3 separate regions of the Homo sapiens genome follow, and all the other regions are linked to region 2. Evidence: chromatin contacts called from ENCODE Hi-C or POLR2A ChIA-PET data. All regions are on one chromosome and are shown on one strand. The core of a region is the stretch at or near the end of the contact, and the rest is flanking DNA. Distances in the headings are between cores, read along the strand shown. Region 1 has its middle 53 kb from the start of IFNG-AS1. Region 2 holds the start of IFNG-AS1 (IFNG regulatory antisense RNA 1). Region 3 overlaps LINC01479 (long intergenic non-protein coding RNA 1479).

Evidence for each region. A loop is a pair of places that touch in the nucleus more often than their neighbours do. ChIA-PET counts read pairs that join two places held with the same protein, here RNA polymerase II (POLR2A). Pooled maps may share reads with other maps.
Region 1: a loop to region 2 is called in a pooled map, with 2.9 times the contacts of the local background. The contact joins the enhancer-like site here to the promoter of IFNG-AS1 in region 2. A Hi-C loop is called at or near these places in 1 of 37 single-sample maps with no recorded cell type and 3 of 50 pooled maps. POLR2A ChIA-PET finds 5 or more read pairs at or near these places in 5 of 52 experiments (B cell, GM12878, HEK293 and 2 more).
Region 3: a pooled map shows a loop between it and region 2 (2.6-fold over the local background). The contact joins the enhancer-like site here to the promoter of IFNG-AS1 in region 2. A Hi-C loop is called at or near these places in 3 of 37 single-sample maps with no recorded cell type and 3 of 50 pooled maps. POLR2A ChIA-PET finds 5 or more read pairs at or near these places in 4 of 52 experiments (GM10248, OCI-LY7, T-cell and 1 more).

Annotation. Positions count from the first base shown.
Region 1 is chr12:68,041,016-68,043,782 of GRCh38, forward strand. No RefSeq gene overlaps it. Among named protein-coding and RNA genes, the nearest start is that of IFNG-AS1, 53 kb to the left of the region's middle. RefSeq lists an enhancer at 1,192-1,441. Within about 2 kb of position 1,461, at least 4 of the 41 ENCODE cell types and tissues checked have a DNase peak (open chromatin) inside an H3K27ac peak, as active enhancers do; they include B cell and GM12878, where a contact is called at or near this core.
Region 2 is chr12:67,988,000-67,990,869 of GRCh38, forward strand. It overlaps IFNG-AS1 (IFNG regulatory antisense RNA 1), which reads left to right and starts at 1,448. Exons shown (of 4, transcript NR_104125.3): 1 at 1,448-1,580.
Region 3 is chr12:67,941,987-67,944,768 of GRCh38, forward strand. All of the region lies in intron 2 of LINC01479 (long intergenic non-protein coding RNA 1479), which reads left to right. Among named protein-coding and RNA genes, the nearest start is that of LINC01479, 14 kb to the left of the region's middle. Within about 2 kb of position 1,490, at least 2 of the 41 ENCODE cell types and tissues checked have a DNase peak (open chromatin) inside an H3K27ac peak, as active enhancers do.

The sequences.
Region 1 (2,767 bases), core at 211-2,710, 53 kb after region 2:
GCTGGGTTACAGCATGAGTGTCCCAGTGAAATCAGGCAGCAGTGGGATCACGTTTTAATGACTCAGAAAAGACATGTATCACTTCTGCCATATTTTAATAGTTAAAAGTCTAACAAAAGCCCTCTTAGTTCCAAGGGGATAGGACACAGACTCCAACTCTTGATGAGGGAGTAGCAAGTTTCTGGAAAACTATATTAACAGGAAATACTGTAGTCATTTCCATAAAATACAATCGGTCACAAAGTGCTTTCCTAGAAGTTCATACTGGATTCTTTCTGCCTCATTTTCACATACAAAGCATCAGCAAATCCTGACAGACTGGGCTGCAAAATACATCCCAAACCTGATCTGATCTCACCATCTCCACTGCTCCCACCCTCGTCCAACCCAACATGTTTCTCTACCTGGATCACAGCAAAGTCTACTGAGAGGTTCCTCATCTCCAATTTAAAACCCCATAATCTACTATTTATAGGGCAGCCAGTGAGAACTTTGAAAAAATGTAAGTCTAAGCCTATCATCACTGCTCATCTTAGAACTATCCAATGGCTTTCAATTATGCTTAGAATAAAAGCTAAACTCCTAATGGTGGCCCACAAGAACCTCCATATTTTGGCCCTATTTATCTGTCTCATTTCATCTTCAGGCTTCTTTCCACCACACTCTGACCTTCTTCCTCTCACTTTAGCTCCTGGGTATGTTTTCAACTCAGGCACCTCTGATCCCAAATCTCTTCATATTACACTGTTCCATGATTCAAATCTGCTTGAACCTTCCCAGACCACTCAATATAAATGAGCATCAGTCCCATCACCGTCTATTCCTTAACCCTCCTTTATTTTCCTTAATGTACTTATCACTGTCTGAACTTACACTGTGTATGCATTTGAGTCCTTGTTCATAGTCTGCGTCTCCCTCTAGAATATTAACACTTTATGGGCAGGGCTTTGTTTACTGCTTTATTAACAGTGCTTAGGTCCACTCAATAGTTAAGTTGAATATTGAATAAAGAATAAAAGAAGAAACAAAACAAACAGTATAGCCTTTCAAATCAGTGGTGGTGTAAACGAAGATCTATTATCACTGTCATGAAAACATGTTTGTGTTCTTTACTAGATCTGGGCTATCCTTTCTTAGTGTCCTGTGGTTTCATGGACTAGTTTAGGAATGGTTGGTTGTTTCTAATGTGTAGCACTTAAGAAACTTTCAGCTTGAGCCTAAGTGTTTCCAGTGCTGAGGTTCAGTCATGTCTGGGCATGTTTGGTGAGGTGGTGGTGACAGGCCTCAAATAATTCAATTCTAATGAAATATTTGGCTTTAAGTGGATGAGGAGGAAAGGTACTGTGGCTTTGGCGTGGGTGTAGTTGGGGGTAGGTATAGAGGAGAGGAAGAGAACCCGAGGACAGCGATGTTCAAGTGAACATGTTATCACTCGTCTGGGCTTCTCAACACAATTGAACACACTTCCTATATTTGGAGAATTCCCCACCTCCTCTGCAGCCAGTACACTGGTCTGTGACACAGACCCAGACAATCACGTGCACCTCAGCAAGTTTTCTAATCACAAGCATGTATTGCAAAGAAACAAGTGCCACCTAGAGCCCACTCTGGTGAGAATGGCAGCTGGTGAATTCAGTTACTAGAGGGAGGGATGGCTAAGGTCACACCACGAGCTAGTACCAGCAGGAGTCTGTGCCTGGTGGAGTCAGCAGTTATTCCCACCTGGTCTGTTCTTTACTGTGACTCTGAGAATTGGTGCTGGCTGGGAAGCCTCCCAGCCTGCTTTCCGGCCTCCTGGGAAATCTTATATTCTTTAATAAATTCCTTTTCTGCTACTACTAGATTTTAATTGGTGACAACTGAGAACTCTGACAGAAAAAGATGGGGTGTTTAATTCCAGTCTACTTCACTGATTAGGCCTGACACCTAGGGAGAAAAGATGTAGAAGCCAAAATGTCAGGAATTATTTTAATAAGCAATTTTGTAAGACTTGGAGTTTGAACAGCGGTACTTTGCTCCCCAGGCAACAAAGTTCTGCATCAAGCTGGAAAATGAACACTTGCCCACTTTTCCCTGAAATACAGCAGGGTCCTGGCTCCATGGAAGCTCTGGTGAAATCGTCTTCAAACATCTTTTAGAAGGCTGAATACTTTTCCATTGAGATACACAGGACCCTTTATAAAACAGATGAAAATGGACTGCTTTGGTCAACGTGACACTTGGAGCCCCTAAAGCCAGGATGGCCTCATAAACCCCTCAGTGGTGAGGCTCAGTGGCAGTGCCTGGCTGCAGGCTCCCCAAGTCTGTGACACCCAGCAGGAGAGGGACAATCTCCTGAGACGACACCTGAGAGATGCATGCCAGGAAGGTAGCAGGTGCCATATGAGCAGATTTATCTCTGAGCATATGCCCTGATGGCTCCAAAAAGGCTGGTGGGGAGGCAACTTTGCAAGGACTTTGGGCTTTGTTTCAGGAATGAAGACAATTAACCACAGGATTTGAATATTCTGTAATTAATGTATTTTCTAACATAATCTAGTGAAGCCTGGGGAATTTTTAGTTGCATACCTCTTTACTCAACTATGTCTTAGCAGTGGTACATTATGCATATTCAAGTCATTGAAGTTGCCTAAACTTTAGTAAACTTGCTTATTCATTCTGTTGCTCATTAATTTCTCCCAGCCTTGTGGGAGAGCAACTAAAGTTAATCATCACTACCTCTCCACCTGGCTCTCCAAGGGTTGTCAGTGCCTATCCCCCACCCTTC
Region 2 (2,870 bases), core at 198-2,697:
CCGTAGGAGCCCAATACAGGACATGTTCAATCTTTATGCTAGAGGTGTCTTGGGCACAGAGGGCCAGGATGACCTTTCCAAGATCAAACCCATGCCTCTTGGCTCAAACCCTAATCCATCTCTAGAACCTGGGGATGTATATTATATAATGTTCTATAAACTTTATATAATTTGTCCTCATGATACTTGCTTGGGTAAGTATGAGAATTATTTCCATTCACATGAAAAAAAGGTGGTCTTGGAGAAATGCTAAATGACTTGCCCAAGTTCACATAGCTAGTAAGTGGCAGAGCTAAACTTTAGACCCAGGTTTCTTTCTCCCCAGCCCCTCTGCATTTTCTCCAGCGTAGTCTACCAACAAATCAGCACTGTTTACTTGGAGATTTTCAAACTGGCTGCAACGTGACCTGTTGAGGCCACACACATATAAAAGAGGGAGGGAGCTGTATTCTTTACTCTGTGCCAGATTTTGCTCAGATATGAAAATAAAGCTACTGAAAACTGTAGAACAGAAGCTGTTGACACTTTTTCCTCAAAGACTGGTAATAGGTCTTCAAGAATCCAGACACATGTTGCAGTCCAGTTTATCTACAGCCAAGAGTGTATTTACAGGATAGCAATTAGCTGTGGTCTCTCCAGTCAAGGAACAGGATTAACCTAATTAGCCACTAATGTCACCAAATGCATGACCTGAAAAGGCAGGCAGGGGCTGCCCAAGCTGGAATAGCCAGCCACCAACAGTAGTTTAGAGTACCTCATACAGAGGAGGAGACTTATTTCAGTAGCATTTCAATTAAACACATCACTAAATCATACAGACACATGCAAATATAAAAATGCAAATTTGAAATACAACACTTTCTTGTAGGTGATTTTGGGACTGAAACAGGGGACTGAAACTTCACACAACCACTGTTTTGTCTCCGGTGGATTCCTAGGGAGTATCTCAGTGCCTTGCACTCAATACTGTTTACTGAGTAAAGGAATCAATGAGTACAAACATGATCTTATGAAAGCAAAATCACTTATAAAGCTACATACATCTCTAATTCTCATTTGGTTTTAACTTCCCCATTGCAATTAAAAGTCTACCTTCATTTCCACGCATATCAACCAATATCCCCCAAAAAGAAAGTTGCATGAAAAAAGTTGCATGAAAAAAACAGAAAAGTTGCATTAAAAAAACAGAATTCCCACCGTGTCCCAGATTTTCCAAATAATCCTGCCATTCGGAAGCCTGTTCATAGCCCCAAAGTACTGAAAGGCCTTGCAAAATGCTCATAGGTGGAACAGCAGGAAGCATCTAGAGCCATCTCAGAGGGAGCCTTCTGCTTCCAGAAATAAATTCACACATTCACAGGTGCTTCCTGTTTTTTCAAACACCTTGCCCACCTTCTGCACACCAAGCGTGGATTCTGCAAAACGTGAGCCCAACAGGAAGCTGCCTGCAATTTCAGGTAGCTTTTCTGACTCTTAAAGAGATCTCAAGTATACCTTCAGAGAAATGCCAGCAAAAACTGTAGTCATTTGGGAAGGAATAAGCCTGGAAGAAAAAGATACAACGAACTAGCACAACGAGGGTGAGAACATTTTTCATGAAAATGCTGTTTGTAAATTACATTTTTAAACAAATAAATGTGTTTTCTTTAGGTTTTTAGCTCCTGTGGGTGGAATTAGGAGAACCAACTGTAAGTGGGTGGTGTTTGTCATATCTCTGCTGTGAGGGAGGAAGAAGAAGGAGGAAGGCTGGGGTGGAGAGGAGGAAGGAGACCCGCATGGCTGGAATGTCTCCACTGAGCTCAGGGGGATGAATTCCTCTGAGACTTCTTCTATTTCAGGAAGCTCACAAACCCTTCCTGAGATCTCAGAATAACCTTGAAATGAACATGTAGAACATTGATTAAGTTGTGAGAGTGTTCACAGTAAGCTTTGATTGAACTATTCTAGGGAATTTCTTCTTAACATGGTCACAGGTGGATGAGTTGGGAAGAAAATGCCATGGGCGCCGTACTCAGTTTTAAAATGAATTCAGAGAAGTTGTTCAAGGTGGTGAGTGCCATGTCACATATCATAGGTCTTGGATAATTTAGGGTGATTTTTTAATTGTAATTAAAACTACTAATTGCATAATTACTGCTAACACTACTGGTTCAGTTCCAAGTATGTATTCTTACATTTGCTTTTGTTTTGTTCTGTATTTTCCCAGCCATATTGCCAAATTAAGTTAAATCACGTAAATAATTTTGCTTATTAAATTGACTTCTTAATGTTCTTTTTTTCTGAAATGAAACTAAAAACAATATCTACAAAGTCAAGCTTATTCAACTTAACTGGTAAAAGGGCTGCATGGGAGAATGTTTCTCAGCTGAAATTCAAAGAAATGTCTTTAACCTACAATGGTCAGAACTGGTCCATATAAATCCTCTCTGAGCTCACCTTTGGCAGTGAATTAAGGGAACAAAGTTAAGAGCGATTAGCTTTGTTTTGCTTGTAGTAACAAAAATAGAAACATCTGAACATCTTATATGACCAATAGAAGCTTTCTAATCCTTTTTTAAAGGAAACTTTATACACCTAAGGGTTTGAAATACATTAATACTTTTTTTTTTTTTGAGATGGAGTCTCGCACTGTCGACCGGGCTGGAGTGCAGTGGCGCGATCTCAGCTCACTGCAACCTCCGCCTCCTGACTTCAAGTGATTCTCCTGCCTCAGCCTCCCAATGGCTGGGATTACAGGTGCCTGTCACCATGCCCAGCTAATTTTTTGTATTTTTAGTAGAGATGGGGTTTCCCTATGTTGGCCAAGCTGGTCTCAAACTCCTGACCTCGTGATCCGCCCGCCTCGGCCTCTCAAAGTGCTGGGATTACAG
Region 3 (2,782 bases), core at 240-2,739, 46 kb before region 2:
ATGCTAGTTCAAACGTCATGCCTCTGGGAAAACTCCTTGTAAATCTCATCGTCCTTTGTGGAACTCAAGTCTTCTTTTTGGTTCCTGGCTAGTAGCAAATTGTATTTACATGTTTTATCCGTGGCCACACCAATTGTGAACTTCTTGCGGGACAGACATGTTTCTATCTCCTCCCTCCTTCAACAAAGCATCACGCACACAGTAAACCCGAATAATGTGTGCTGATTTTCACTCTGTTATAGGTTTCCTAAAGTGATTTACCACTTATTTTAGAAAATTATGGACACACACAGAAGATTTAGATGAAATTACTGTAACATTTTAAATATTTGTTTGAATTTGGAAGTACATTAAACTCTTTAAGAAAAGATGTTTCCTAATCTCCAGTTATTTCTCTCAGGAAAGAAAAACACAGTAATTTGCCTAAAAGCTTACCCTTAATTTAGGTGTTGATTTAGCGTCTCCTCTAAATACAATCCCCCTTCTCTGCTGTGTAACTGTTTTTAAAAGGATTGGCAATGGATGAATAAACAACTCCTTTAACAAACATTTGAAGACCCCATCCAAACACATACACACACACAACATAAAATCTCTTTCCACATCAATTTAGTGAGCCCTTAATTTTGCTTTCTAAGCACACAATATTATAAACCACAAAACACACACAACCAGTTTAACTCCTGCTGAAATGACATGAGAAGATTCTACTGAAATGCTTAGGGAAACTGGTAATTGTGTGCTGAATTTACTATAGGCTACACCACTAGAAGAGCTATAAGTAGCAACAGTAGCAAATGTTGAGCAGTCACTTTCCTCAACTTGTCCCTGTCCTTAGGGAGCTCACAGTATGTGGCGAAGACAGATACATGAACCATTAATTACCATGTAAGGCAAAAAAAATGGCACATGGAAGAAGATGCAGCTGTGTTCTGGGAACAAGGCAAAAAGAACTGCCTGCGGTCACGTTTGACAGACTAGAAAACATTTGATCTGCCTTGAAGGATGCATAGGAGTAGGAGTTCACTCAAAGATATTCCACTAAGAATAGGCATTATGTTCATCCAGCTTGCTTTTCAGGTAGTTCAGGTTAAAACAGGCTCTAAAAAAAGTTTAACAAGAAAATATATGAACTGAGGAAGGATTAGATGCAAACAGCCCAGCCAGTACATTTAGACCACATAAAATCCAGTTATGCTCATGAAAATGCAGGCAGCAGGATGTCCAATTTAATAGGAGAGGAAGAAAAGGAAGGGCACATAAAATAGAAAGGATTTATTCATTTTCCCCAATAAAGGCTAAGCACTTTCGTAGGTTCTTTTTAATTCATGAACTTTCCAATTCATATTCCAGGTACTAATCCTGCTGTTCTAAAATAGCTGTTGTGGATAACGGGATTTTATGTAGGCCACATGTCCTTAATTTTTATTTCTGCCTCACTCAGCTCAATGTCTACTCAAATTTGTTGGTCATAAACCAGGTATTTAATTAGATTACTTAGCGACACCTAGTGACCGAGATCGGAACCAAGTGCTATTTTAATACAGTGGAGTGTGTGCCTCTGTTATTGTCATGCTTTAGCCCAAGACAGCCCTCATTATTCCAAGTTCTCTTTTCAACCCATTTCATCCCAATGATACTAAAGCAAACCCATGCCCAGTTTGGCCTGAAAAACAACTAATTAGAGAGAGGAAGTGAGAAAGAGAAGAACAAGGGAGAGAGGGAAGGAGGTGATTGAGGGAATAGGTTGGAATCACAGAAGAGACAAGATCAGCAATGAAGGCTTCTATTTTTATGTATTTATTTGGCTGTGTTCATATCAAGAAATGGAAAGAAAGGTAAGACCACCTTGAAGCAGAGAAGGAATGAGAACCAGGGGCAGTCCAAACAAAGGCTCAATTCATATTTTGTTTCTCTCTTTTCCACTTGTATTTGAAAGGGCAGAATAAACATGTTTTGATGATTTTGAAATCCAAGATAGATCCAAATTTAAATGTTTTTAAACAAAAGATAGTTCTCATTGTCATAAATTATAAAATGCCTTTCTCACTTTGCAATTCCTGTTCTTTCATCCCTGTCTATGCATCTTTTTATATCAATTTGTTTTTCCCACTAAATGGATCTATTCGGATGGAGTCATTACTGAGTTGGCATTGCTCTAAAAATAAGCTGATGATTTGCTATCTGCAGTACGTGCTGTCAAAAAAAAAATCAACCAAAGTAACAAAGCAAAATAAACATAGTAATTAACACGTTAAATTAAAAATCAAAATATAACAAAAATACTAGAAGACAATGTGAGTCACGTGACAATTTTAAATGAGTTGAAGGTGCTGATTCTAGGCAAATTCCAACCAAGGGTTCAGAGGGAATCACAAAAGAAAGTGCTGTTATACATTTTTGAGAAAATACAGAGAACATGAACAATGCTAAAGGACTGAATTCTAAAACAGATTTTTAAGAATGCAGACAAGTGAGCCCTCAACTGTAAACATGACGCTGGCACAGCCAATTAAGCAGCGGTCTTTCCCTGCTGTGGTCCAGCCCCTTTGCCAACAGTGGGGTTCACACCCTACAAGTTGAGACCCTTGCAGGCTCCGGGTCCACTGAAACTAACTGAAACATAAGGAGTGACTTGCTCCTTGGAGTTGGAATCCACAGATGATGTTATACAGACTAGCCCTGATTCTGAGGCCAGAGGTCCCAGTGGGCTCCACTGCTCCAGGGTGCAGACATGGCACTGGACCATCATTCTCCCTATTTTTCTCCCCTACCCAGTTAG